Regions from separate parts of the Homo sapiens genome. Here regions 2, 3, 4 and 5 are each linked to region 1. Evidence: chromatin loops called from intact Hi-C (ENCODE). Cell type or tissue: PC-3. All regions are shown on one strand. Each heading gives the region's core, and the rest is flanking DNA. Links, peaks and the distances in the headings are about the cores only. Region 1 overlaps PLCG2 (phospholipase C gamma 2). Region 2 has its middle 3.5 kb from the start of HSD17B2. Region 3 has its middle 60 kb from the start of MPHOSPH6. Region 4 overlaps SDR42E1 (short chain dehydrogenase/reductase family 42E, member 1). Region 5 overlaps PLCG2 (phospholipase C gamma 2).

The links. Peaks named below come from ENCODE experiments on the same cell type or tissue, not always from the same donor. Only the 100,000 strongest peaks of a DNase experiment are listed, where the experiment ranks them.
Region 2: it touches region 1 in a loop (2.9-fold over the local background); 4 of 110 quality-filtered maps call a loop at or near these places.
Region 3: a loop joins it to region 1, with 9 times the contacts of the local background. A loop is called at or near these places in 59 of 110 quality-filtered maps.
Region 4: a loop joins it to region 1, with 20 times the contacts of the local background. A loop is called at or near these places in 11 of 110 quality-filtered maps.
Region 5: it touches region 1 in a loop (10-fold over the local background); 11 of 110 quality-filtered maps call a loop at or near these places.

Annotation. Positions count from the first base shown.
Region 1 is chr16:81,888,034-81,894,139 of GRCh38, forward strand. It overlaps PLCG2 (phospholipase C gamma 2), which reads left to right. Exons shown (of 33, transcript NM_002661.5): 10 at 1,139-1,240; 11 at 3,439-3,557; 12 at 5,676-5,761. Among named protein-coding and RNA genes, the nearest start is that of PLCG2, 110 kb to the left of the region's middle. In PC-3, for the core only: a CTCF peak has its summit at 2,511 (motif pointing right); a DNase peak (open chromatin) is centred at 2,518; H3K27ac peaks cover 917 bases.
Region 2 is chr16:82,028,678-82,034,783 of GRCh38, forward strand. No RefSeq gene overlaps it. Among named protein-coding and RNA genes, the nearest start is that of HSD17B2, 3.5 kb to the right of the region's middle. In PC-3, for the core only: CTCF peaks have their summits at 2,940 and 3,139; a DNase peak (open chromatin) is centred at 2,934; H3K27ac peaks cover 1,706 bases.
Region 3 is chr16:82,227,311-82,233,416 of GRCh38, forward strand. No RefSeq gene overlaps it. Among named protein-coding and RNA genes, the nearest start is that of MPHOSPH6, 60 kb to the left of the region's middle. In PC-3, for the core only: CTCF peaks have their summits at 2,904 (motif pointing left) and 3,109; a DNase peak (open chromatin) is centred at 2,921.
Region 4 is chr16:81,991,569-81,997,259 of GRCh38, forward strand. It overlaps SDR42E1 (short chain dehydrogenase/reductase family 42E, member 1), which reads right to left. Exons shown (of 3, transcript NM_145168.3): 3 at 1-5,691. Among named protein-coding and RNA genes, the nearest start is that of SDR42E1, 17 kb to the right of the region's middle. In PC-3, for the core only: a CTCF peak has its summit at 3,115; a DNase peak (open chromatin) is centred at 4,323; H3K4me3 peaks cover 454 bases; H3K27ac peaks cover 2,514 bases.
Region 5 is chr16:81,937,781-81,943,886 of GRCh38, forward strand. It overlaps PLCG2 (phospholipase C gamma 2), which reads left to right. Exons shown (of 33, transcript NM_002661.5): 28 at 1-123; 29 at 1,021-1,135; 30 at 2,112-2,279. Among named protein-coding and RNA genes, the nearest start is that of SDR42E1, 71 kb to the right of the region's middle. In PC-3, for the core only: CTCF peaks have their summits at 1,975 and 3,204; a DNase peak (open chromatin) is centred at 3,211.

The DNA.
Region 1 (6,106 bases), core at 423-5,422:
GAGACTCTGCAGTTTACAAGCTGTGTGAGCTTAGGATCATGAGGTATTGTTCCTGGGCCTCTGTTTCCTTTTCTGTAAAATGACAATGGCAATAAATGACTTGCGGAGTTGTGTGGACTAAGTGAGATGACCATAGGAGGAAGAAAGATGCTTGTTTGCACAAGCTGCCACGGTCAGAGTACTTTCTTTTTTTTTGAGACAGAGTTTCACTCTGTTGTCCAGGCTGGAGTGCAATGGTACAACCTCGGTTCATTGCAACCTCCGCCTCTTGGGTTCAAGCAATTCTCTTGCCTCAGCCTCCTGAGTAGCTGGGATTACAGGCACCTGCCACCACGCCAAGCTGATTTAAAGAAAAAAAAAATGTTTGTATTTTAGTAGAGATGGGGTTTCACCATGTTGGCCAGGCTGGTCTCAAACTCCTGAGCTCAGGCAGTCCACCCGCCTCGGCCTACCAAAGTGGGTCTGAGCACTTTCTGTGCACCAGGTGCTGCATTAGGCACATAACCTAATAAGATTTTATACAATGCTTCATACAGTGTACATTTCATACAATGCTTCACAGAAACTGTGTGGTAGATACTCTTATTCCCACTTCATGGATGGGGAGGCACAGAGACGGTATGTAACTTGCCCAAGGTCAACTAGGTGGAATGAGATGCCAACCCAGGTAAGTGACCTGGAAGGCTGATGTAACTACTATGCCCCCAGGCTGCTTCATACTAACAAACGTAAAGAGCTATCATAGGGCAGGAGCTGGCAAACCATGACCTATGGACCAAATATAGCTGACCACTTGTTTTTATAAACAAAATATTGTTGGAATACAACCATGCCCATTTGCCTACGGATCATCTGTGGCTGCTTTTGCAACACAACAGCGGAGTTGAGTGGTTGCGACAGACACCGTATGGCTCAGAGAGCCCAAAATATTTACCTCTGGCTCTCTGCAGAGAACATTTGCTGACCCCTGGCAGAGGGCCATGTGCAGAATGAGGCCTCAACATGTGGTGGTCGATTGCAAGTGAATTCGGAATTGGTTGATGTTTCAGTCTTCGATTGCGACTGGATGGACCCTGGGAAATGAAGAATTTTATCAGTTCTCACTTTGCTGATCTCTCGTTCTCTTTGTCATTTTAAGGAGCATTGGGCTCAGGATCTGAACAAAGTCCGTGAGCGGATGACAAAGTTCATTGATGACACCATGCGTGAAACTGCTGAGCCTTTCTTGTTTGTGGATGAGGTGAGTAGGCTGGGCTTGTTGTCGCTTGGGGGTGACTTTTTGATTGATGTCTGTGCTTTCTGAGGTTTATTTTCTGTTTGTCTTTCCTTGGAGAACTTTGCTGTATGATGTTGCCTCGACTGACTGGTTAGCTGGGATTGTTTCTTTTCTTTTCTTTTCTTTTTTCTCCCAGGTTCTAGATTACTGTAACTGTAACTGCCCAGTGGGTTCATTTTGCCTGCTGCCTAGACAGAACCGATTGATCAAGGCAGGGGAATTGCAATAGGGAAAGAGCTTAACTCACTTAGAGCCAGCTGAATGGGAGACTGGAGTTTTATTATTACTCAAATCATCCTCCCTTTCAGAGGCTGGAGTTTCGTTTTTTTATGTTTTTGTTTGTTTGCTTGTGTGTTTGTTTTTGAGATGGAGTCTCAGTCTGTCACCCAGCCTGGAGTGCAGTGGTGGGATCTCACCTCACTGCAACCTCCGCCTCCCAGGTTCAAGTGATTCTCGTGCCTCAGCCTCCCGAGTAGCTGGGATTATAGGCGCTGTCCACCATGTCTGGCTAATTTTTTTTGTATTTTTAGTAGACAGGGTTTCACTATGTTGGCCAGGCTGGTGTCGACTTCCTGACCCTTGTGATCAGCCCGCCTCAGCTTCCCAAAGTACTGGGATTATAGGTGTGAGCCACCGCACCTGGCGGAGGCTAGGGTTTTTTTTTAAAGATTGTTTGGCGGGCCAGGGAAAGGGTGCTGCTGATTGGTTGGAGATGCAATCATATGGTTGTGGAAAATAGTGTGCTTCTGGGTGGGGCCACAGGACCAGTGGGCGGTCCAGGTAGAGCCATGCGAACGCCCGAAAAGACGTCTCAAAAGGCCAATCTTAGGTTAAACCACAGTGATGTTATCTGTAGGAGTAACTGAGGAAGTTGCTAATCTTGTAACCTCCAGAAAAATGGCTGGTAACCAGTTAGTCTCCACCTTAGCAGAATCCAGGCTCCTCTCATCCTCCTAACCTGGTCTTACCTTAGCTTTACAAAGGCAGTTTATTTTGGGGGAAGGGCTGGTATTTAAACTATAAACTAAATGTTTTCCAAAGTTAGCTTGGCCCAAGCCCAGGAATAATTAAGGGCAGTTTGGAGGTTAAAGGCAAGATAGAGGTTGGTTAGATCAGATCTGTTTCACTGTCATAATTTTCTTGTTGTTCTGATTTTGGAAAGGCAGTTTCATAGCCCTTTCTTACTCTTCTCTACTGACCGTGTTGCCTGGGTGGGATTATTGATTTTGCCACTAGAGGGCATCTGCCACCAGGGAGAGTTGAACCATTGCAAGCACAGAAACAGAATGCGAAGGTGTCTGGGTGCTTGCTGGTCAGAATGGTTGCCTTTGACCTTGCATAGGGAAGGAGGGGAGGTGGAACTGGGGAGCGACTGACCCATATGAGGTCGTTCTCACGCAGCAGAAATTAGGCCCAGATCGCTAAAGCATTTTTTTTTAAGGGGCCAGGAATTGTAACTTGAAATTTCCTGCCCTTTCAACATTCTGATATGGATAACACTCTGTTTCTTAAGTTGGGTCGTGGGTTCACAAATATTCATGCTACTATTATGCTTTAAATTGTATATATGAGGCCGGGTGCAGTGGCTCACGCCTGTAATCCCAGCACTTTGGGAGGCTGAGGCGGGTGGATCGCTTGAGGTTAGGAGTTTGAGACCAGCCTGGCCGACATGGTAAAATTCTGTCTCTACTAAAAATACAAAAATTAGCCTGGTGTGGTGGTGCACGCCTGTTATCCTAGCTGCTTGGGAGGTTGAGGCAGGAGAATCGCTTCAACCCAGGAGGTGGAGGTTGCAGTGAGCTGAAATTGTGCCACTGCACTCCAGCCTGGGCAACAGAGCATGACTCAGTGTGAAAAAACAAAGAAAGAAAAACCAACAACAATGTATATATGGTAAGCATAAACCCTTGCAGTAGCAAATATTTTAGGATAAACATTACAAAGGAAAATATTGTCTAGGTCCATGGAACAAATATGTCGCTGCAGCCCATTGCAGCCTGAGCCTTCGGTATTGAAAACGTGGGTAACTGAGGTCTGGAGACCGCCTGTTGATTTCCCGCATCAGAGCTGTTCTTCCCCCCTGGTGGGCGCAGACCAGAAACAAGCAGACACCATCCTGCCCGTCAACGTGATGATTCGGTCTTCGTGTTTGACTCTTTTAGTTCCTCACGTACCTGTTTTCACGAGAAAACAGCATCTGGGATGAGAAGTATGACGCGGTGGACATGCAGGACATGAACAACCCCCTGTCTCATTACTGGATCTCCTCGTCACATAACACGTGAGTTTCAGATGAGCCTGTGATGGGTTGGGCAGCACAGAGCACGTGAGGGTTGAGGCAGGGGTCCGATACGCCGCTCCGGTGAGCCCTGTTGTGAAGCAGGTGGAGGGTGTAGCACCGCATTCCTTGGACTAAAATACACAGAAGCTTCTGGAAGGGGCTGGGAACACACTTCCCTTTGTCAGCTGGCATTGTAATAATAATCTCTTTTCTGTGGCCCTAAAAAGCTAGTAAAAACAAAAGTAACTTAGTTTATGTAACTTAGTAACTAAAGTAACATAGTAAACTTAGTTTTTCACGATTTGGGCATCTCACAGTAGCCACAGCAAAGCAATTCAGTGACTCATTGAATTGACTTATAGGGAGTGTGTACCCTGTGCCTGCTGGGAGCTGGGGATGTGGCTGTGAACCGGCAGCAGCCATGTCCTCATGTGCTGGGAGGAAGACCTCCATTGAAAGTTAACCACAGAATAGGACTTGCTGATGTGGGGAGCAGGTGGTAAGGCAAGGAGAAGTGTTTCAGACAGAGGAGCAGCATGTGCCAAGGCCCTGGGGCAGGAACAACTGAGAGGAGTCTGCTAAGGCTGGAGTGCAGAATCCAGGAGAGCGGTGTCAGGAGGGGAGGAAGGCAGGTCCTGCTGGAGCAGGATCTTGTAGGTCACCGTGAGAGCTGTCGGGGAGACCCTGACGACTTTTAACCAGAAGATGAGATGCTCACAGGGGGCTCTTGGGATGGTTACTCTGATTGCAACAGAAGGAGGATACAGGATGTTGCGCTGATGTTCCAGTATTTAGTCTGTCTTATTGGGTGAGGGGTGAAGTCCTTGGGTGATGGCCCCCACAGCTGTGGGTGGGGACTTTCCTAAGTGACATTCCAGGGGGTCATCTGGGAAAAGGCTTTTTATGGTGTTATGCTCCAGGCATTTGGGAAGGTAAAATGTCTTTCAGGGGGAAATTGATTTCACAGTTCTCTCTTCCCCACCATGCCCATCATTTTAAGAGTTTGTGTTTCAGCATGGTGAATTCTAGAAAACCTAGAAGACAGTTAAGAAATACAAACTTAAAAAAAAAACTTTTATTTTCAGTTCAGAGGTACATGTGCAGGTTTGTTAAACGGGTCAACTTGTGTCATGGAGGTTTGCTGTGCAGATTATTTTGTCACCCAGGCATTAAGCCTACTTACTACCCATTAGTTATTTTTCCTGATCCTGTCCCTCCTACCACCCTCTGACAGAACCTAGTGTGAGGAACATAAACTTTTTTTTTTTTTTTTTTGAGACAGAGTCTCACTCTGTTGCCCAGGCTGGAGTGCATTGGTGCGATCTCAGCTCACAACCTCCGCTTTCCCGGTTCAACAGATTCTCCTGCCTCAGCCTCCCGAGTAGCTGGGACTCCGGGCACGAGCCACCATGCCCTGTTTTGTTTTGTTTTGTTTTGTTTTTGTATTTTTAGTAGAGACAGAATTTCACTATGTTGGCCAGGCTGGTCTTGAACACCTGACCTCGTGATCTGCCCGCCTCAGCCTGCCAAAGTGCTGGGATTACAGGCATGAGCCATCGTGCTTGGCCTCGGAACACAAATTTTAAAAAAGTTGGGGTGAATCATGACAAGGAGGAAAGTGCATTAAAGAGTCATTCTTACGGCAGTTTTGGTGGATATGGCTCCTAGCATAGCCGATTGCACCAACAGTTGTTGAATATCTGTTCTGTGCCTGGCCTCAAGCCTTGATATCAAAAGAAGTGCCCATCTTTGTTTAGACCGAGGACCCAGAGAGCGGCCATGGGGCCTTGTTAATTCATCTTCTGCAGCTTTTTTTGCTTCTGACGTGCTTTGACCAACTTCTCCTCAAAAGAACACGTCCTCTCCACGCTTGCATTGCCCAGGTGGTCAGCAGTCACTTCCTGCGATTGTGGCCTGACTTCAGAGCTCATGCCCAGTGTGACCGTGGGATTGTGTATTTCTGTCCTAGGCCTTAGCTTTGAGTCTTTCTACATGGAAGAACTCAGAGCTTTGGCGGCTCGGGCGGAGAAGTTCCCCCACAACACCCTGAGGTGCAGGCTTGCCCCCCAACCCCTGTGGCTGCCACTCTCACACGGCCACCTGCCTTCTCTCCTGCAGGTACCTTACAGGTGACCAGCTGCGGAGCGAGTCGTCCCCAGAAGCTTACATCCGCTGCCTGCGCATGGGCTGTCGCTGCATTGAACGTGAGTAGCTCCTTCTTGGTGGAGGTCAGGCTCGCAGCAAATTGAGGATAACCATGTGGTTGCTCCATGTTTTCTTTCGAATTGTAAAAAGGTTTTAATGGACACATAATAACTGTGCATATTTATGGAGTTAGAGTGTGATGTTTCTTTGTTTTCTTTTTTCTTTCTTTTTTTTTTTTTTTTTGAGACGGAGTCCCTGTCATCTGTATCTCCTCAGCTTCCTCCTGGGCTGGTATTAGAGGAAGGCAAACAGACACCCGCTGTGTTTTGGCAGCTGGGTCCTAGGTGTGCACAGGTACCGCGTATCACCTGGATTGGGGGGTCTCTGAGCAAATGTGAAAAGAA
Region 2 (6,106 bases), core at 724-5,723, 140 kb after region 1:
CACACATATATACCTACACATAGATACAGAGGTATATATATATATATATACACACATTCACGTCTACATATATACACATGTACATACACACATATACCTACACACAGATACAGAGATGTACACATCTATATATATATATACACACATGCACATACACACATATACTTACACACAGATACAGAGATGTACCCATCTATATATATACACACATGCACATACACACATATACCTACACACAGATACAGAGATGTACCCATCTACATATATACACACATACACATATACACATATACCTACCCACAGATACAGAGATGTACACATCTATATATACATAGACACATGGACATACACACATGTACCTAAGCACAGAGAGATACATGTACACATCTACATGTATATTCACATACACACATATACCTACACACAGAGATATACACATCTACTTATGTACACATATGCACACACATACATATACTGACACAGATACAGAGATAGACACTTCTACTTATGCATACACACTTGCACATACATACACATATATTCACTCAAAGACACACACGAATATACAGATATACCTGCACACATGCACATCCACGCACCTATGCATGTGTGCACTTGTACAACACCCTTACACATATCTACACATGCATGTGCACACACACATATACACACACATGAATGGAGACACCCCCACACGCTTCCCACATCCGCCCCATACCCCATACGTACACTCACAGACACAGACACACAACTCTACACACATGTGTACATAAACATACATGTACGCATGTACACACATACACGAATACCCACATACCTACATATGGATATACGTACCCTCACTTACACACACACAGACACAGGCACACCTACACACACGTACACCTGTGCACAAGCACACACATACAGGTTTATACACATATACATGCCCCCAGAAAGACAGATACACACACACACACACACACACACACACACACACACACACCACTCTGCAAATAGCCTGGTTACATACCAAGTTGTGATGTGAATTTCCATCTGACCTCACACTGAGGCATTTGTCACAATTCATAAACCAATACTGATACATTAGTATTTTTATTTTTATTATTTTATTTTATTTTATTATTTTTTGAGATGGGGTGTCGCTCTGTCACCCAGGCTGGAGTGCAGTGGTGCGATCTCGGCTCACTGCAAGCTCCGCCTCCCAGGTTCATGCCATTCTCCTGCCTCAGCTTCCCGAGTAGCTGGGACTATAGGCGCCCGCCACCACGCCTGGCTAATTTTTTGTAATTTTAGTGGAGATGTGGTTTCACCATGTTAGCTAGGATGATCTCGATCTCCTGATCTCGTGATATGCCCACCTCGGCCTCCCAAAGTGCTGGGATTACAGGCATGAGCCACTGTGCCCGGCCAATACATTATTATTAACTGAAGTCTATACTGTATTCAGATTTCCTTGGTTTTTACCTCATGTCTCTTTTCTGTCTCAGGTTTCCACATTACATTTAGTCGTCACGTCTCCTTGGGCTTCTTTTTGCTGTGACTGTTTCTCAGAATTTCCTTGTTTTTTGATGGCCTTGACCCAATACTTGCTGGGTATTTCATAGAATGTTCTGCAATGATAAAGTTGCCTTTTTTTTTTTAAATCACATCATACTATCAACATGATTTGCCATTGTTGGTGCTGACCCTCACTACCTGGGTAGTGTTCGTCTGGTTTCTACGTGGTAACGTTGCTCTGTTTCTCTGTTTTCATGCTGCACTCTGGAAGAAAGTTACCATGTGTAGTTCACACTTAATGGGGAGTTACACTCCAAGTCCTTGAGGTAAGGAGTATTTATGTCCATTATTTATAATTCTTCAGCATGTGAGATTTGTCTCTTCTCATCCACCTAGCTGATAATGTATTTATATCACTATGGAGGAATGGGTATTTATTTATATTTTGGATAATTTCTCCTCATGTGTATGATATTTTACTATAAAAAGTTAAAAGTGACGCAGAAACTATAAAAACGAATTTTATTTGATAACAAACACCGTGGTAGTCAAGAATAGGGCACTTTTGTTAAAAGAGCAAATAAGTCTTTGGACACATAAGCAAAAATAAAGCTTCAAGGATAGGGGAGGTGATAATCTTACTCTATTCTATGTTCTTTGCACTGTACTGAAAATATTGTGCCCAGTTCTGGGCCTAATCTTTCAGGGGAGATGTAAGTAATTGGATGCCATTCTGAGAAGTGGCTGCAGATCCCTGAAACCCTATACAAAAAAAAAAAAAAATGAGATCTGACTTACTTGGAATTTATGATAATTGAGGAGTTTAGACATCTTTACCACGTATTATTTCAAAGATAGAAAAAAGGCATGGTCCAGCCCCAAGTTCTGGCTATCTTCTCCTAGTCTCCCCACTCCTGCCCACTGTATAAAATAGATAAATATGTAATACATGATATTTGCGCAATCACAAACACTCCAAACATTAGTTATCACCCTAATGCTCAAAAAGCAACAAACGAACAAAAAACTCGTATTACCAACAAGATCTCTGTGATGTCCCTGAGATGATCTGTTATGGCTGGTACCACCCTGTCCATGTCCTGAACTTTGGGTCACTATGACATCAACACACAGTCATTCTCTGCTTGGCAAATCATGCCGTCATTATGTTACCCTCATCATAGGAAAATGTTCTTCAATTATTGTAACAATGTGATTTTAAAAATGTTTGAGCTCTGAAATATCTTTCAAATATCTGAAAGAAATAGAACAAGACATCCTCTGACTCCACGTGGAGTGGGAAGACAAACGTCAAGATGAATTTGACCTAGAGGAGAATGTTCTAATATCCCGAGCCATCTTGAATGGGAAAATCAGCCTTCAGAGGAAGTGAAGTGCCTGTTCTCAGAGATGTTCTGGCAATAGACAAGATGACCACTTGGTGGGGATGTTACAGAGGGAATTCCCATTTTAGATGGGAAGTTCCTTCTTCAAGTTCTCTTCTAAACTCAACATCCACCAATTCTAAGAAAGTGTACATTGGAGGATTCTCAGCATTTTTTTTTCCCCAGCATTTTTTGCCCAGCAATTTTTTTTGGGGGGGCGGCAATCCTTTCTTTTGGGTAGGATGTTTTGTTTTCAGATGGCATTTTCCAAAAGGCCCCTCTGCTGGCAGGAGGAAATGACACATTGACCCACTGGCGTCATTAGCAAGAATGAGTTGGTCCAATTGGCTCCTTTTCCCTGGAAGGCTGAGAGCAAGCCTGCAAGCAAGGGGACACTGGCCAAGCCATGATGGCCTCGAGAATAGCTTCACGACAAAATGGTGGGGACAAACAAGGGACACGATTTAGCTCAATAGGATGCAGGAAATCTTCATTCAGCGGTAGCTCTGAGATGGACTGACCCTGAGGTTGGGATGAGGACATTCAGGGCTTAGAAAGGATTGGGCTAGTTCTCACCTGGGGATTCTGCAATTCCATATATTCCCCAACTGGTAAATAGCCTTCCTTTCCACCACCGTGCACCCCCACTAGTCTCTGCTCCTGCAGCAGGCCTCCTGGAAGCACTGCGTCCTCAACTCTGCAAGGCCAGGAACCGGGTCTATATTGTTCACTACTGAATTCCTCCATGGCTGGTGCAGAACTGGCCACCTAGAAGACTCTCAATAGAGATGTGATTCTTCCTATATTTTTCCAACAAATATTAATTATGTACATGTGATGTGCCAGGCACTGGACTGTGCACGTGGTGAACAGTAAAGGAAAAACAATAAACAGATAAGGTTCCTGCCCTCATGAAGTTTATGGTCTAGTAGGGGAGACAGAAAACGTTCTTAAACTGATCAAAGTAAATATATAATTGTGGATTGAGCTAAGCGCAACAAAGGCAATGAATAAAGCGTGCTGATAGGAGATACTCAGATTGGGTGACAGGAGGTGATGTTTAAGCAGATATCTGAAGGATGACAAAGGAAACAGCCGAGTGCTGAACTGAAAGAAGAAATAAATGAGTGAGGAGGTAGCTGTCAAGAACCTCTCTCTCTGCTCAGAGGAAAAAGGCTAAGAGGCAGTGGGTACTCTCAACAATGAGAAAAGTGCCTACCATCCATGAGTGCCTGTAAGTGCCAGGGACGATGCAAGAATGGTGTCATTCACTTTTCAAAACAGCCCTTGGAAGAAAGACTCCTCCTACCGCCAATTTACAGAAGAGGAAACTGAGGCTTAGGAAGGGCAGGTAACTTGCCCAGTGCCTCACAGCTAAGCCAGGATTCGAACTCAATTTAGAAGTCTGTGAGACCCGAAAGCTCATGTTCTTAATACTGTTCAGCCCCTTCACCATCAGGGCTCAGGGAGTATCCTTCATGGGACTTCTGTGTGGCCTGAGGGTGGCTTTTGCTCATAGATTTTACCCTCCCCTTGGGAGCCCCAGGACAGAGTAGGTCTGGGAACTCGCAAGGGCTGCCTCCAGGAGAAAAGCCACCTCTCTCAAGTGGGCGTGCACTTGGCAGGAAGCCTGCGCAGGTGTTTGGCTCAGCCCAAATGTGGGAGCCACTGACCAAATGCCAAGACTCTCAGCGAAGAGCCATAGCTAGTCCTGTCTCCCCACCTGGAAGCTGTTTTTCGAACGGAGCTAACTGCCAGGATGCTCTGGGCTGGTGAGGCCACAAGGATTGTGAGAGGTGCCCTGTGGCTCAGATGGCACCCAGGAAGGAATTGGGGTCTGTTGAGGGAGGGAGAGTTCAGGGCTAGCCAAAGGCAATTCCAGATCCCTGCCCCTAAGCTTCCTGGCCTGGAGCTGGTAACGTCTCCCTGACTCAAATGTCCATGTGGCTGGGAGGGCAGACAACAGTTGCCATCACTCCACGCAGACCCTCATAACTGCCTTGTTGTCCAACCCCACAGTCCCACAGCACAGTAATGGTTCACAAGACACTGCTTCCCACCCCTTCTCCCTTGGGTCTTGAGTTGGCTTTGAGCCCAGGTGGGCTCTGCCTCACCTCCCTTTACAGGGGATACGCTGCTGGGTCCCTTCCTTCCCGAGTCCTGCCTCCCCAACATCATCCACAAAAGGCATCCTCTCCCTTCCTCCTCCTGCCCCTCATTTAACTCCAGCACGTGTTTTGAGACAAGTCTATACTCCACTGGACACTTTGTTTTACACGACTTCCTCTTATTCTTCATTCTCCTCCTGTTTAAAAAACATGAATCACTAGCATTTATGAGGTTCCTTCTACTGTTCCAGGCAGGATATGATATTATTTTATAGCCAAAGGGATGAAGATCTAGGGAGGTGAAGTGACCCTCCCAAGACTATGTAATTAATAAGTAGTGGAGTTAAGATTAGATTTGAATAGAGGGAAACTGACCTCAAATAGAGAATGTTTCTCTCTAGCTATGCCAAAGTCCAGCCTTTATCACAACCTTGCCTCCCTCCAGCCAGGCATGTGGCCCACATGGGGCACGCCCTGAGCCCAGGTGCGGTGACCCCTCTCTGGCTTAGCACGGTTAGGTGGTGCTGTAGTTGCAGAGTGCTGGCTTTTAAGCCGCTTGTGAGTAAGGGATTTATTTTTTCCCAGCCTCAGTTTTTCTCTCTGTAAACTGACCATAATAATAACACCCACCTCAAACAGTTTTATAAGGTTGAAATGGGGTGAAAGTAGGAAAGATCTAGCACATAATGCACTAATTTTTTTTTTTTTTTTTGCCTAAAGCAGGCAGTGGAATAGAATGCTTAGGGGCATACAGCTCTGAGATCAGGCTGCAAGACTCCACTGCTGTGTGATCTTGACTAAGTCTCTTACCCTCTCTGTGTCCTGGTTTCCTCACCTGTAAAATTACTATAATACTAGAATCAACTTCATAAGGATATTGTATTCAAGGAGGATGAGAGGAGTCCCAGTGAATGGAGGCTGGCATAGAATAGGCTTACAATAAAGAGAAAGAACAAATAAGCAGCTATACACAGCCTCTGCCACAAAAAACTACCAATAGATATTAGCCGCTATTAGTTAATTGTCATTATTATCTCTCCCTGGCATGTTTCCACTCAGGCAAGACCAAAGCACTTTCCTCTACCAAGGAATATCTTCCTCTACTTTCATATC
Region 3 (6,106 bases), core at 725-5,724, 340 kb after region 1:
CCCCCAATTTAAAGAGAATGCCACTGAGTTTGTGTTGTTAAAAAGAAGGGGCTATTTTCTAAATATGGTGTTGGATAGAATCTCTATCCTCAAGTAGAAGGACAACTAATGAAGTTCACAACCTAAAACATACCGTCAATAACAGATGTCAACTCTGTGTGTGGCTTACATTTTTGTAAGTTAAATTGTGTCTAATGAATAGTCTCTCACGGCTGTTACATATATGCACAGGATGGAAAGCAAAGTTCTTGCAAAATTAGATTAAACCAAATGCAGATGATCCAAAATCTACAATGAAAAGGATTAGCTACTAATTACTCCATTCTTCATTCAACAAATATTAAAGAGCACCTACTATGTATCATGCACTAGAGATACAGGGTGAACAGAACATACAAACTCCCTGCTTTCATAGAACAGACACTCCAGTGGAGTGCGGATGACACTACAGAAAAGAGTGATGAGGAAAATATCATCAGGTAGTGAGACAGTGCCGATGATTCTCAAAGAGTGATCCCAGATTAACAGTGTCAGCATCACCTGGGAACTTGTTAGAAATGCAAATTCTCAGCTTCTGCCCTAGACTTGCTGAATCAGAAACTCTAGGGGTGGACGCAGGAATCTGGGTTGTAACAGTTCTCTGGGTGATTCTGACGAATGTTCAAGGCAAACAACCAGGCGCTATGCATGGAAGTCAAATTGCAGAACGTAGGTGAGACTGCTCAAGCATTTCATTTGTATTGGGTATGTAGAGAAGGCCTCTGTGCAGAGCTGATCTGAAAATAAAGATTTGAATGTCAAGGAAACCCATCCATGGTTGTGGAGAGAGGGAACAGAGAGGACAGAGATCTTAAGTTGGGAATGAGCATGATTTTTTTTTTTTTTTTTTTAAGACAGGGTCTTGCTCTGTGGCCCAGGCTGGAGTGCGCCATCTTGGCTCACTGCAAACTCTGCCTCCTGGGTTCAAGCAATTCTCCTACCTTAGCCTCCCAAATAGCTGGGACTACAGGTGTGCACCACCATACCTGGTTAATTATTGTATTTTTTGGTAGAGATGGGGTTTCACTGTGTCAGCCAGGCTGGTCTTGAACTTCCGGCCTCAAATGATCCATTTGCCTCAGGCTCCCAAAGTTTTGGGATTGCAGGAGTGAGCCATCATGCCTGCCCTGAGTATGGCATATTTGAGGGACGGAAAGAAGGTTGGTATGGCTGGAACATTGTTGTCAGGATGGAAAGTGTCTCCGGTTCCAGTCGGAGGTGCAGGCAGGGATCAGGTGGTGGTGAATAGTGCTTCCCCAATTTAATGGGCACACACACCATCTGGAGATTTTGTTAAAATGCAGATTACGTATGATTCAGTAGGTCTGGGGTGGGGACTGAGATTTTGCATTTCAACAACCTCCTTGGTAATGATGTTGTTTCTGCTCCACAGACCATACTGTCAGCAGTAAAAGTCCCGGGCTTTGGAATTATAAAATGCAACCCGGTACTAAAGCTCTGTGACGGCGTGTGTGTGTGGGTTTGGGTTTGTTTTTTACCCTGGCTAATTGAACTGTGGCTTACACTGGGACCTTGTTCATGACAGGCAGTTGATTGGATTAGATGGTGCTTGAGACAGTTGAGAGGTGTTTGCAATTAATGTAAAAGGCGAGCCATGTCGTTTAGTGTCAACTGGCAGAACGTGGCCAGGTGTGGCTTGTCTGGTCCTCAGGAGGGTGAAGGGAGAGGCTTTGTGATTTCTTTTTTTTTTTTTTTGAGACGGAGTCTTGCTCTGTCTCCCAGGCTGGAGTGCAGTGGTGCCATCTCGGCGCACTGCAAGCTCTGCCTCCCGAGTTCACGCCATTCTCCTGCCTCATCCTCCTGAGTAGCTGGAACTGCAGGCGCCTGCCACCACGCCCAGCTAATTTTTTGTATTTTTAGTAGAGATGGGGGTTTCACCGTGTTATTCAGGATGGTCTCAATCTCCTGACCTCGTGATCTGCCCGCCTTGGCCTCCCAAAATGCTGGGATTACAGGTATGAGCCACCGCGGCCGGCCAGGTTTGTGATTTCAAAACACAACTGTTTCCAGACTCCTTCTCTCAGGTCCTGTGCCCTTGGTATTTCTGAGCTGACCAGCAGAACCTTCTCTTTGTCACTGACTTTTGTTCAAGGTTTGTCTCCCTGCTCAGATCCTGCCTCATAGGCTATCTAGTATTTAAGTCTCTTTAAAATTCTGGCTACCCATTAGTGACCCATTCTGTGTTGATGTTTAGGTTTGCTCTCTATTCTTCCTCTTCCTCATGAATACCAAGACATTGAGATCAGTTGTAGCCCATTCCCTGCTGGGAATCCAATTCCCAGGGCTATGGACTTTCAGATGAGGCCCTGTTCCACAAAACACAATTCACCCAGTTATATTGGACTCACTTTTGTTTCTTAGCGTCCTTATACACTTCTGCCAGGTTTGATGTCCTACCTGAGCACACCGTGACATCTGACAATGAATGATGTGTCTCTGATTTTTAGTGTCACTGGGTTTGTCCTCTCCACCCTAAAGTTCCGTAAGTGTATGTGTGAGTTTGGGTTTGTTTTTTACCCTGGCTAATTGAACTTTGGCTTACACTGGGATCTTGTTCATGAGGGGCAGTTGATTAGATTAGATTGGATTGGATTAGCCTCTCCCTTGTCCCTCCTGAGGCCCAGACAAGCCACACCTGGCCAGATTTTGCCTGTCGACACTAAAGTACATGGCTCCCCTTTTAAATTAATTGCAAACACCTCTCAACTATCTCAATTACCACCTAATCCAATCAGCTGCCTCTCTTGGTGGTACTTGGCCTTTCCCACCCATAATTCTGGGAAAACCCTCTCTCTGGGAGTTAATCATCCTGCAGGGAGTTTCTGCTCCTAAGCTCTCTGCTGCCCTCTGCTGGGAGGCAGAGACCTTTTCCCTTGCTGCACCATGGAGCTCTAGTTCTTTGAGTAGCAAGCACCTGCCAAGATACTCCACCCTTCCCACATTCATTCTTTCCTTTCCCGTTCAGCAAATACTTATTGAGGATATCCTGTATACCAAGAACTACAGGCCCTGGGATACAAGGTGAATAAACTTGGCTCCTATCTCTTAGGACCTCACTAAGGCGAAAGACAGAAGGGTTAATAACAATTAGAATATGGCTTGAGAAAGGCCAGACGAGAGAAAGCAGAAGATAAAGGGAGACTAGGAGAAAAGAAACGTTAGCAATGCTCACAGGAGAGAGGAAGCCTTCACTAGGGTTTTGGCAGCTGAGCTGAGTTTTAAGGGATGGGCAGGAGTAGGCAAATTGCTGGAGTCTTGGATTTATAGACTAGGAGGGATGGAAAGGATACTGGAAATTACATTTTGGTTGACTTAATAATGAACCATCCATTGTCCTAGAGGACAATGTCATAGATCATTCAAATTTATATCTTTTCCTTGAGGGTTAACACTGGGGTTTTCTTATAGTCCTGCTGCCTTGTATTTAAGCATACAAATATCTAAGAAGAAAAATAAGCATCAGGATTTTTCTGTTTAAAATCAGACCAAAAAAAAAAAAAAAAGATATAGGGTCCCATGATCTCTGTATTTTTTGGAACTTGAGAGATTGTATGTCCTACCTCTCCTAAAAGCTAAGGAATTGGATATTTTTCACTCTTGTATTATTTGGAATTTACCTGCTATGAACCAAATAATAAGAGTAAATATATTATCCCCAGAAAGATGTTTTGTTACTGTTGCTGGTGAAAAAAATGAGCTCACTAACATTTTACCACCCCCCACCCCAATTATGCTGTTCTTTCACCGGAGCAGTGCTCATGAAGATAACTGACAGTTTCAATAGTTATTTGTAAAAAGTTGGCATCCAGGCTGGGCATCCTGCCTGCAGAATGGCATAGGCTGAGGATGAATGGTAAGTTAATGAGCTTATCTACCTCTCAACCCCCAGCATGAGGTACCGTAAACAGCATCTGGCTTAGTAATAGAGACGGAGAAACACCACAATACAGGAAGATGAAGTTATTACATTCCTACCTGGATAAAAATGAAAATGGAGAATTCTCAGCTGATCGATCAAAGGAGCATATGTCTCACCATACAGTGTGATCTCCTTGCGGCTATGACCCTTGTCCCTTTTTATGTACCTGGCTCCTCTCATACAACCTGGCCCTTAGTAGCTGCTTCCAAAAAGTTAGTTTAATTAAGTTGAAGTTTATTGCCCTTTAAATGGAAGCATGCTCTTTATATCTTCCTGGTTGGTAGAGTTCCTGGAAAAAAATTTGCTTAGCTGCATATTTCATGGCACATGTGTAGACTTGTCACAGGAATATTGGAGAGGACCTTCCTGGAGTTTAGTTCCCTTTCTGAAGTCTTCAGGCTCTCCACGGCTCTTAACAGTCTTTCTAATTTGATTCAGAAAAAATCAATAATAAACCACTAACAACCTTTGCCATTCCTTCCCTAGGATTTTTCTCTTTCCTGAAATAGTTCATTGGTAACTGAGAGGTGACACCAAACATGAGGCAGATAGAAAGCGATATCATGACACACCATAGATAAAAGTCCACTTTTCCCTGAGGCGTGAACACCCACTGAAAGAAATATGGGGGAAATCAGAGAGAAGATTCCTATGGAAGCTCTATGCTCTGTCTAGTAGAGTAAAGTAAGTAGGTCTGGGGGATCAAGCTTTCCACTGAAAGAACCTCTTAGCCTTTTATAATCATAGAATGTGGGACTGGAGTCTTGAGGTATTGGTATTATCTTTTCAAATGATGTGTTTTTATGAGTGATGTATTTGTGTTTGGCTATAAGAAAACAAATCTACTGACTTATGAAGGCTGACAGAGAACAGGGCTTTATTTTTCTTATACGAAGGACACAGGCAATGTTTGTTCAGTGGCTCAAAAATGTCAGGAACACATTGTTGCTCCCATTATTTCTCTGCTTATTGCTTTTACCTCCAGGCCACCCTCCCTTCCATTAAGGCCTGAACCCAGCCATTCTCTGTTGCTTATGGCTTTGTGGTTGCAAGAAGGCTGCTATAGCTTTAGTCCTCATGGCCAAGTTCAAGGCAGAAAGTCAGGGGCAATGGTTTAGGCCACATCGTCGCTTTCATAGGAAAGCGAAATTTTGCTGGTAGTTTCCCAGATGGCTTCCTCTTACATCTCTTTAGCCAGAACTGGCTTCATAGGGCCACCCCTAGACATTAGGGGAGTAGATAAAGTAGATACTGGATCCACTACTGTCATGGACAACAATGAGGGGCTGTGAGTAACAAAGAGGTGGAGGATGGGCATTGGCAGGCACTGAATGGTATCTACCACAGGTGAGGAAGCATACCACTACTCAACACTGGTGGACAGAATATTTTTAAAAACACCTCAGTGTTTATATGATGCAAACAAGTAAGTGCTAGATTATTATGCCAATTATTACCCCAATGCCCTGATAGAATGTAAAACAGAGGTGGGTTATCTGGTTTTGACCACTCTTGACACCTGCAATTGGCTCCAGTGGTCAGGTAGGGTCATCCCCAATGAGATCTATCTGCGTTTTTACATATACAATTCTAACAGCTAATTGTATTGAACTGTGTAGTCAACTAGTAGTATATTTGTCTTGAAACTTTCCAGAATCCCCCAGATTCATCAACAATGAGCAACAAACTAGCATCACGATGCAGGTATTGGCTCATTGACCACCTGAATGACTAATTCCCCACACACTAGCTCACAGTGGAGGTGATTCAAATTAGTGCCTTAGCAAAATTACAAATTGCTACATGTCATGCTCCTCCAGGATCTCTCACAAATTGTCAAAATCATGCATGTTAAATTTGCAAATGAAAAAATGCCTACTGTGTATTCTTTGAAATGCTTTCATGTCATCAGCAAAATTGGTGTACAATGACAATTTTTTGTATTTATTTATGAAAGTATTGAAATGGCTGCAATATTTGTAGTATTTTGTTTAAAAGAGGTAATAAGAGGCCTCCTCCACCCCTTGTCCTCAGATATTGTTCCACTTCAAAGACTGAATTTCCTTCGTCTTACAGGCTTGAATCTATCCTGTAGAGTGGTTGTGAACCAGAGTCCTGTTTAAAATA
Region 4 (5,691 bases), core at 660-5,659, 100 kb after region 1:
GATGTGGTGGCATGCACCTGTAGTCCCAGTTACTTGGGAGGCTGAGGTAGGACAATCATTTGAGCCCAGGAGTTCGAGCCAACAGTGAGCCATGACTGTGCCACTGTACTCTAGCCTGGGTGACAGACGAGACTCTATCAAAAAAAAAAAAAAAAAAATTTGGTCTTGGATTCAAGTAAACCTGGCTCAAATTTAAGTTTTGCCACTTCCTAGCTGGTGACGCTGGGTACCCTTGGGCAAGGTACTGCATCTCCCTAAGCCTCAGTTTCCTCCCATGTAAACTGGAGATAATAAATTGATCTGTTTCTTAAAGACATTAAGAAAGCTAAATAAGCCTAAGAAATAAAGAAAGCCTCAGGTGGATCACCTGAAGTCAGGAGTTTGAGACCAGCCTGGCCAACATGGCGAAACCCCAAATCACCGCTAATTAAACAAAAATTAGCCGGTTGTGGTGGTGGGCGCCTGTAATCCTATTGACTCAGGAGGCTGAGGCAGAAGAATCGCTTGAACCCAGGAGGTGGAGGTTGCAGTGAGCTGAGATCACGCCATTGCACTCCAGCCTGGGCAACAAGAGCAAAACTCCATCTCAAAAAAAAGAAAAAAAAATTAGAAAGCCTTATCCTGAGTAAACTCTCAACAAATAGTAGCAATTAACTATTAACAATGTTCATCTTTGAGTAATTTAGTTAACTAGGGTGACAGGTTAATATTGATCATTAGCTTCATGTTGAACATTCCCAGAAGCTAAATCCCCTATGAAAGGCACAGGACTATAAATCAGTGGAGTGGGGGTGTTGTAATTGCCCAGCAATGTGCAAATAATTCCCCTTAAAACCTGGGCAACATTTCAGACTTATTATTATCTATTCAGGACACTAACTCCTAGTGACTGTTAAGAGCAAAAGACGACTCATTCTTATAACATATATACATATGTTAAAATATATATATGGGTAAGACAGTATTTTACTCTTGGATCTGAAATATGGCTCCACTGGGAGGCTAGAGCAAAAGATATGTAGAATACTTGCCAAGATTAAAATCTTGCATATTAGTAATGAAGAATTTTTTAATTACTTGCATGCTTTAACCAGCTGTTAAAAATAAACATTGCGAATTACTGCTGATAAATCCCCTGTTGGTTGAAAGACACTTGCCTGGATCACTTTGCTACATGCAATTTCTTTGTAGTGAACTAGATTTGGCCTCGGTCATAATTACTTGAGTTCAATGAACTCAAGTAATTATGAACGCAACTTGAGTTCAATGAGTTCCTGGTGTGCCCAGGTTCTAAAATACAGAAGGGTAACATGGTATGAATTTGCACAACTTAGAGATACCAGGGACTGGTTGACTCTATTTCTGGTTTGATTTTCAATAGCAAAAGGCTGTTTTACACTAAAAGATCAGGTAACCAGGCACAACAAGATGTGTTGCCAAAGAATCCCTTTGGCTCAAGAAAAAGAGGCTCTAGGTTGGCTGGAAAAGTCAGCACTGGGACGTAGCAGTGCTTGTCTGTGTCAACAAAGAACTGGGCCCTGCATAAAGGAGCAGGTGGGGGGTCACTCGAATCCAAGGCCCTTTGGCGAGTCCCATCTCCCCCTTCATTCATTCAGCAAAGTTGTACTGAGCACCTGCTGTAGCAAAGCACTGCAAAGGGAAGAGCCAAGCAGAAGTCAGGAGCCTCTCAGCATCTTGCAAGGGAGCCAGTGTTTAGTATCTGGCACCAGTGCTCACCTCCTTGTTGAAAGATAAGAAACACCTAGAGTGCAGATTACCAACCAACACAGACTTTCTCAATCAGAAGCATCAGGGAAGAGTCTGGAGTCTGTATATCGAGGTAAAATAGATGTAAGGAGTTCCTGAAATCATTGGTTCTGATCATTCCCCTGCCCCCGTGCTTTTCTGGTTGTTACAGTGAAAGGACCGATTCCAGAGCTTCCTACTCTGCCGTTTTACATGATGTCACCCTTCTGGAGTCTGCATTTTTAATTTAGGCCTTGAATGTTCTTATTGCCTCAGGCTGGGAGTCTCAGGTGTAAAAGAAGCAATAACTGGGGAATCAGCTGTAATTTCAGATAAGGGACCACCTGGCTGATAAGTGCATTCACCCCGTCAACAAGCATTTATTGGGCATATGAAGGGTACAGAAGTAGAAAAAACAGACATGGTTCCTGCTCTCATGGGGCGTTTATGTTCTGGGGAGCAAATCACTTCATCAAACAATTTCCATATAAAACAAGAGTTTGAACTACTCTGCTTAAAGGTATGTTGGTGCCAAATATACATGATTTGAATAAACGTAATTCAAATAAACATGATTCTAGAAAAGGAAATCAATCTCATTTTTTAAGAAAAACTCCAGCAAATGTTAAATTACCCAGGGACCAAAAGACGACCCCCGTTTGAAAGAAAGAGGGCACAGAGGTGAGTGGAGAGGCTGCCTTTGGAAACCACGGGGTAGGATCACCTGTACCCAGGAGTGGACTGTGGACATGGCACACCAGGACATGCTGCGATTCCTGGAGAAAAATCGAACTTAAAGGACCTTAAGCAGAAAAGAAAGTGAACTGAAGACTCACGTGAGAGGACGATCTGGAATGATGAGCGTCCCGCAGGCAGCGTTACGGAACCCCAGTGTAGTCACCAGGACCTCCTCCCTCTCCATTTTTTGGCTCTTCTTAACACATAGCTGGACCCAGCAGCCCAAACATCATCAGCACTCGGTCCTCTCCTTCAGGTAGGAGGACCCTGAAGAGGAGCTGCACCAAGCGCCTGTCCTCCCCAGAGAAGCAATCCTAGCTGAAAGGGTTTCTCTAAACCTGCTCTGGGAGAAAGGCTGAAAGGATGACGCTGACTGGCCCATCGTGGCCCAATGACTGCGGCCGAAGGATGGAAGTCCTGTGAGCGGTCAGGCCTGCATGTGGAGGTCAGCCCCACGAAAGGGCTGGGAGGGACTTTTTGTCACCAAAAAGGAGCATGGGGTATCATTCTCTAAAGTGAGATATGCTGGTGAACAGCACACAACCTGGTGTGCCATCTCTAAGCAAGAGATGCTGGTGAAGATTTTAATAACATTGCTGGTGCTGGCTTCCAAGGCCAGCCAGCAGGGGCACCAGTGGCCCTATAATGATGTCTAATTGGGTCAGAGCTGGGGCGTGGCATTCTGCAGGCAACTTCTACCCTTTGTAAGGCTGGGCGAACCGGAGATTTGGAAAGCAATACAAGGTAGAAGCAGCCCCAACAATCTACGACAAAGCAACACTTGCCTCTTTTATACACCATGTTAGATGGTTGAGGAAAATAAAACATTTTCTTGAAAAGAATCCCTAGGCCTATTCCCTAGGTTTGAGAAACACCACAGCATAGGTAATTTGGTGCCAGAATGAGTTATTTGACCCTCCACTAACTGTTACTGCTTGTAATGTGGCACTGTCTGCCCCTGTCACCAGAAACGGCACTGAGGACATCCAAGAAGTATTTCCAACAGGCTTTCCAGACCGCTCTTCCCTTTTTGCAGGTGGGAGCAGTTTGGGCATTACCTTTAGGTTCCAATACAGGGCTCCTTGTTGCTCACACATCCTTCCTTCATTGCGACCCTCCATCAATCATATGGATAACCTCCCACACACTCCTCAGAAGCCATGGGTGAGGTAGCAGTGCTGGGTGGCTTCTGCCCAGACCTCTGAGAGCATCCCCAAGTGCACAAGTGTGAGCATAATTTTATTGTTAGGCAGGGTTGAGTGATTCAATCTAAGGTTGAGGCAAGGTGAGGGCAGCTGGGAACCCTAGAACTAATAGAATTTCTTAACTGCAGCGTCTCCTGACCATAGAAAGGAAGGGGAGCTCCCTTTCAGGAAATAGACTAAGTCTTTTAAAGTGGTGAGTTTTCAGCTGAGATGTGGAGGGAGCACAAATCACTTGGCCCACATTCCTTCCCCATTCCCTGACCTCCTTATAGCATTAATACTCCACCAGATCATATAGACAATGACTTCCCTTACTCACTAGACCTCATCTAATCTTGACTTAGTTACGACAGTTCTAGTGTAGGTTGGCTATTTTCCCCAGTCTCCAAAAGATTAGAAACAGTGAGTTATCTGTGTGCTAGAAAAGAGTGTTCATCCATAGCAGATGGGAAAACAGCATTCATTGGACAAATACTTATTGAACTCCTGCACTGTGCCGGGCATTAGGAGTACAGCTGTAAGCAAGACAAAGTTCCCACCCTCATAGAGCTAACAGGCATTAAACAAATAACCGTACAAATGTTTACAGTTATGAGCAATGCTATAAAAGAAAGGCAGGAAGCTATGACAGGCCTGTAGCATCATTTGTAGCAGGAGCACCAATCTTAAATTGCTGGGATCAGTGAAGGCCTCTAGAAAGAGACTTAACAAGAGACACGAAATAAACATTATTCAGGCCAAAAGGAGGAGCAGGGAGCCTGAGAAGCTTGGAGCCCAGGAACCTAAAAAAGGTCAGTGTAATTGGGGCAGAGAAGGCAGAATAATGTGAGATGAAGTTAGAGAGACAGGCAAGGGGCCAGTTCAGACAAAGCCTCTTGATCACGTTAAAGATTCTCAACCTAAGGAAAGTTTTCAGCAGAGAAGTGACAAAAGATTTGCACCTTTATAGAGTCTCTTGGCTAGGCATGTGGAGAATGGACTGAAGGAAGGAGGGTGTGGATATGGGTGGAAGAGCAAATGGGCTACTAGTGGAATCTATGGGAGAGAAGGTACACCTATACCTTGGGCAGTTTTAAGGCATGATTACAAGTAAAAATCAACTGGCTTAAACATGGGTTAGGTGTGTCAAGTCTGGGAGAGGGCAGGGGTCAGGGATTATCCCAGATCTCTGGGATGGGAAATTCAGCAGGTAGTGGAGATATTTACTAAGGAAGGGAGCCCTGTAAGAATTTGGGGTGGGAGAGGATTATGAATTCCACTTTGGCTACACTGGCTGACAGGTGCATGTGGGACATCCATGTGGAGTTGCAGAAGTACTTAGATATGAGTCTGGAGCCCAGGAGTGGTCTGGAACTGTACATCTAGTAGTACATATTTGGGCTGGGAGATGAAAATGGAGGCCATGGGCTTAGGTGAGCTCACCTAGGGAGAAAGTATGGTATTAGAACAGGGCCAAGGAATGAGCACTGAGAAAATCTACCATTTCAAGCTGGAGTGGGAGACAGTAACAGAATTGGGGAGATATGGAAGCAGGAATGTGGTAGCCAGGTTCCACGTTGGCCTCCAATGACACCACCTCCTGGTATTCATATCCTTGTGTAGTCTCCTCCCACACTGAATACGGCTAACCTGTGTAAACACCCGAGACTGTGGAAACGACAGTGCATGGCTGTGGCTGTGAGTATAAAATCTTTTTAAGATCTCAGAAAGGCCTGATGTGGCACCCCAGAGAGCTGTTCAGACAGTAAGGCTTCTAAGAAGCACAGCGTATTGTCCCTTGGCAGTCTGAGCAGAAGCTCACAGTGGAGAACTTACCTCAGAGATTTGTGGGTGTGGCTTTTGTGAGTGAACTGCAATAAGACTCAGGTGACGCATTCAAAATAATGTTCCCAGTACCACTGCCAGCTTGAATGGAAAGGGATATAGTGCAAAATGTTAACACAGCCGTTGGGCCCCTAAAATCCTTCTGGCAAGAAGCAGGCAGAAAAAGCTTTGTAGCTGG
Region 5 (6,106 bases), core at 525-5,524, 50 kb after region 1:
GCATTGTTTTCTCTCAATGGGCGCACGGGCTACGTTCTGCAGCCTGAGAGCATGAGGACAGAGAAATATGACCCGATGCCACCCGAGTCCCAGAGGAAGATCCTGATGACGCTGACAGTCAAGGTAAAGCCAGCCCTCCCTTCCTGCCAGGGGAGCCAGCCGCCCTCCCTGGGGGCTGGGCCGATGCTGTCTTGAGAGCAGGGAACCCATGTCTAGGGAGGCTGGTTGTCTTGTTTAAACGATCCCCATTCAGGCAGTGTTTGAGGATCTTTCTTTCTTACAGTACACTCCGGGGTCGTTCTGGGAGAAGAGGGAAGAGAGGGGAAACCTCCTCAAACCCACTTCCCCTTGTCCTCTGTGGGGGTGAGGTATGACCCTATCTTTCTGGGGTCCTGGTGAGGTCAGCCTCTGGCCGGAAAGAGAAAGAAAACATGGGAAACAGCCATTTGGTCTTAATGGAGAAGTTTTTTCCCTTACTTTGTCCAATTCCAGGGCTTTTTAAAATTCATCTGACTTTCAGAGAAAGTGTTGTTGCTTTGTAAGAATTTTTGAAAAGTAGAGAAATGAATTGCATTTCTCCTAAGGTTAAGGGCGGGCGGGTGGTAGGGGGAAGAAGCATACGTAAACACAGGCCTTTAAATAAACAGCAGTTATAAAAAGAATGCCACACTGTTCCTCAGCCTTTCCTAGGGGTGTGGAAATCCAGTGATTAAGCTCTGCCTTGATCAGAGGCACCTGCTTGGGCATGGATGTGTGCATTCATGAGCTCAGGTGAGTTTTACCTGTTGAGTCAGGTGGCATATGGGGCCGAGACCCAGGCTGATGCTGAGGAACTGTGGGATCTACCACAGTCCACCTTCATCCACTGCAGAAGGTTGCTCCGGCTTTTCCAGTGAATCTAGGAAAATTAGGGCTGGCATTGAACTCATCCAGTGTCACTCTAGAACCCAGCTGCAATCCACGCTAGGCTGCCTGTTCAGGACCCCAGGGGGGTTCCAATGCTTCCCTTTGGTGTCCCAGGTTCTCGGTGCTCGCCATCTCCCCAAACTTGGACGAAGTATTGCCTGTCCCTTTGTAGAAGTGGAGATCTGTGGAGCCGAGTATGACAACAACAAGTTCAAGACGACGGTTGTGAGTAAGTCAGTCACCTTGGCCCCTCTGCTTTTAAACGTCCGGCCAGTGAATCCTTTGTGGGAGTGCTCTTCGTGGGGGATTTTGCAATGCTCTTTAGTTGTCCCAGGGTTTTCTTTCCTCCCTCTTGCCCACATGGTTCAGCTTGAGGAGGGGATACATACAAAGGGCCACTTTCTGAAATCCTTAGACTTTCCCCAGTGCTGTTTGCCTGCCTGTAACTCAAGTCCGGAATCGTAGGTGAGGCCCTGACACTAGGTTGGTCCTCTCTGTGCAACAGCCCAATCTGATTAATCTCCTGAGTCAAAGGCCAAGAGGCAGAGACACAGAGAGAGGGGGTGAACCTACGTGGCTGACCTGACCCAGAGGATCAGCCTAACCTGGGAGATCTTAGCCCCTAGAGGGCAGGAGGGACAAGAGGAATGCTTGCTCTTCCAGGAAAAGCCAGGAGGGAACCGTGATTGGTGGGCCTTCTAAAGCACAGGATCCTTGCCCCTGGTAAAAAGTAGCCCAATGAACAACTCAGATGCTGACCAAATAAACTGGCATTTATGGAGAGTGGCAGGATTGCTGCTTGCCTGCTCTGTGAGGCTGGGCTCTCCCCTGCCAGCTGTAGAACCCCCTGCTGGTGGATGTGGCTCCCAGGCTCTCCTCCCCTTTTGTCTTTTCCAAAATCCACCTTCCTGCTCTGCAAACAAACACCTCCCCCGTTCCCTTGTCCCTGATCCTGGGGCGGGGAGATGGGAGGTGGTCTCCTTCCTCTGCTCACCAAGGGACCAGCCTGCAACAGCAGCTTCCAGGATTGCTCAAGGTGGGGTGGGGGAGTGAAGATAATTATTCAGATTTTCTTAGATCTTGGCATAGATGCATATTTATTTACATGGTTGCTAAGGGGATTCACAGCTGAAGGATGCGGAGATTGTCTTACCAGAAGGGGGCAGCTCCAATGTGGCCTCTCATGAGCTTTGATCTCCTTCCAGATGATAATGGCCTCAGCCCTATCTGGGCTCCAACACAGGAGAAGGTGACATTTGAAATTTATGACCCAAACCTGGCATTTCTGCGCTTTGTGGTTTATGAAGAAGATATGTTCAGCGATCCCAACTTTCTTGCTCATGCCACTTACCCCATTAAAGCAGTCAAATCAGGTAAGAGGCATTTTAATTAAGATGTTCGATTTGGGCTGGCGTTGTACTTTGGTTTGGCTGCTGGCTTCAAAAAGAATGAAAAATGATTTTTCCTGGTTTGGATGGAATCACTGTAAAACCGATTGGGTGGCTTGGAGAGCAGGTGTACAGCCTGTCGTGTAGCACACAGGTGGGAGGAAGTGGGTGACAGGGGAGGCTATGCCCCTCAAAGTGGGATGTTTACAAGCAAAACTGGATTGTTAGTGGATCCTCAACCTGGCACTGCAGTTTGATTTCATTTTGAAATATTACATGCGGTTTGCTTCTCCCTAGCTAGGGCTAAGTCTGGTTTGATCTCCCCCTCCTGCTCTCTGGCTGGCAGTGTGAGAGGGTGGCAAGGGAGAGACCTTTGGCATCTTGGGGGGGGAGTAACAATCTCGAGGGTCCAACTCCCCAAACCCTTCAGAATTCACCTTCTTCTTCTATAAAATTGGGTGGGTTAATTTACTTCTTTGAGTTGTTACAGTTTTCTTCCCTGCTGAAGAAAACACAAGATCCCTTCATGGTATAAGAAGGGTCATTTTGTATTTTTCTGCAACCAAGCCAAGCTGGGTCATACGACCAGCTCTTAAGAACCCTGCTGAATCCCAGATGACTGAGCCCTTCCTACACAGCTGAGATAGACACTTCCAGGTGAGGGGATTTGGGACCCTGCTGCTTCTAGAGCCAGTCATTTACAAAAACAAAAAAAACTGGCTCTCCTTAGCTTCTATATAGTTTCTCTAGTTTACTTTCCCACTGGATCTTTCCCACTGGATTTTAGGTATAATATTTGACAAATAGGCCCTTGCTGGATGTTGAATTTTCCTTCTTCCTCTTCCTTTAGTATTTCTGATGCATGGTGCATGAGATATGAGATCATAGATTCTTCTGGATTCCTCAAGAGGTCACTGTTCCCTTGTTTTCTGAGGATCATTTTTCAAGAGAAAGATGACTGTCATTTTAGTTACTTACATAAAAAAATACAGTCTTTTGATATTGTTTGGAAACGTGGGGCTCAATGAAGAGCTGAATTGGATCTTTTTTGTTTTCAGACATTCCCTCAACTTCCACCTTTTTTTGTATAATATCATAAACCTGACCATTTCTGCTACTGGGCAGGAGCCCAGTTTCTGAGCAGCAGGCATGCTAGAAAATCCAGGTGCTGGCCGGGCACGGTGGCTCACTCCTGTAATCATAATCCCAGCTACTTGGAAGGCTGAGGTTGCACCACTGCACTCCAGCCTGGGTGACAGAGCAAGACTCAGAAGAAAGTGCAGGTTCCTGGACCCACCACAGGGTGATGAGTCAGCCCAGGGTGGGGCCAAGGAATCTGCATCTTTAGGCAGCTCCCCAGATGGTGCTTGGATGGCACTTTGACAGAACCAAACTATGTCAAGGCTGCCTATCTTACCATTGAGGAAATGAATTCCTTAGCAAGTTACTAGATGAAACAAGACTTTGGGAAAATGTTTAAAGTTTCTGATTTTTTTTTTTTTTTGTACTCTAGAAATGTTCATTTTCATGAACATTGCTACTCTAGCAATAATAATGAGTATTCATTTGTAAGAGGCCTGATATTTGGCAACCCTTCTGGGTTAACTCACCCACACTGTAAACTCCCCCTTTTTTTTTTTTGAGATGGAGTCTTGCTCTGTCGCTCAGGCTGGAGTGCAGTGGGTGATCTCGGCTCACTGTAACCTCTGCCTCAGCCTCCTCAGTAGCTGGGACTACAGGTGTACACTACCACATCTGGCTAATTTTTGTATTTTTAGTAGAGACGGGGTTTTGCCATGTTGGTCTGAAAAAAAGTGATGGGATTAAAGGAGTGAACCACTGTGCCTGGCCTATAAACTACTTTAAACCCGGCACTGATCAGGGCTGTGATTCCTTAATTTGCTTCTTTTAGATTAGTCTAATAAGGCTTAGGAATGACACCAATTCTTCTGGTGCAGGAAGTGTAGCTTTTGGTACACCTTTACGTTCCTAGCCTTGACGCTGTAACAGATTTCTTTTTATGGTAACTGCCTGCCAGTTCCTCTACTGAACTCATCCAGCAGAGAGGGGCAGCTGTGCTGAAACCCCTTGGTTACCCCGACGTCCTCTTGAAGGATGAGGGCCTTGAGCCTCATAACCCCTCCCAGTGCCTTGCAGAGATGTCAGAGTTGATGATAAAACCTCGTTACCTTAATGGGCATCAAAGTGTGTCAATTCATCTGCAGAATGCAATGACTTAGCTTGGAGATTTGGAAAAAACAAAGGTCAAAACCTCAAGGGAGATTAAAAATGTGACCTTCTCCTCCCCCGACTGTGAGATACTCTCAGCAGGGACCTTTCCTCACTTCTTTCTAGCTCCTAGCAGTGCCTGGCACATCCATATTCATGGGAGGAATGAAATAGAATGAACAGGAGGCATTGAGGGTCTTCCATACTGAAAAAATAAACTTCACCCATTGTCATTAGAGATGCACTGAAGCTTTTAAACCAGTTGGAGCGCAGGAAGGAAAGCAGCAGCCTTTATTGTGTTAGGTACCTTAAACTCTTTCTCTTTTAATCCTCACAGTAATCCTGTGAAAGGGGTTTTATCTTTGGTTTTAAAATTCTGAGCACTTTGAGGCCGAGAGACTATGACTTAACTTGCTCAAGGTCACACACCTGTAGGACCAGAGCTGAGATTCAAACCCAGGAATGTCTAATTAATTTCGAACCCCGTGTTCCTCCTCTGCAGGCTGCCCTCTCACTGGGTGCTCAAAGCCAGATGCATTGATCTTACTTTAAAAGGTGTCTGTATTTCCCTTTCCCCAGTGAAATGACTAGAAACAAGAAGAAGAAAAACAATTATTTTTTTTTTTTTTATACAAGGAGGGCTGCCCAGTGCATAAAAATGGGACTTGGGCAGCGAGAGAAGGTACATAGAGCTGGAGACAGCTGGTCATGAGGGCAGAGCTCATGTCTCCGATTTAAGAGGCACACGCCTAGTGTCAGATAGTACTGTCCAGCCTGGAACCATGCTATTGGAGTGTAGGGGCTACCTGATAGCCTCCCGGAATGCCATGGAGCAAACAGTCATTCCAGTTCATTCTAACAGTCAATCAGCAGCTAGACTGTATTAGTCCGTTCTCACACTGCTATAAAGACATACCTGAGACTGGGTAATTTATAAAGAAAAGAGGTTTGATTGGCTCACAGTTCTGCAGGCTGTACAGGCTTTTGTTTCTGGGGAGGCCTCAGGAAATTTACAATCCTGGTAGAAGGGGAACAAGCACATATTTACATGGCCAGCAGGAGGAAAAGAGAGCTAGTGAAGGGGGAGGTACTACACACTTTTATTAAACAACCCCATCTCGTGAGAACTCACTATCATGAGAACAGCAAGTGGGAAGTCCACCCCCATTATCCAGTCACCTCCCACCCGGCCCCAGCTCCAACAGTGGAGATCACAATTCAACATGAGATTTGGGTGGGGACACAGAGCCAAACCATAACATAGATTTCTTCACCAATGTCCACAGATTAGCTCATTAGAGATGCAGAATCTCAGGCCTCACCCCAGACTTCCCAAGTCAGAATCTGCATTTTAACAAGATTCACAGGTGATTCACATTTGCATTAATGTTGGCATATCACTGGGCTAGTCTGCAAGAATTCTGAGTCTCTATCAAGGCAAAAAACAAACTAGCAACAAAAATCACATTGTAGCGATAGGGAAAAATAGGTCAGAAAACTTCTTTACAGCAGTATATTCAATGAGAGCAATGTCCCCATAAACCCTACCAGGAAATGAGTGGGTATAAAACATTCAGGTTTTA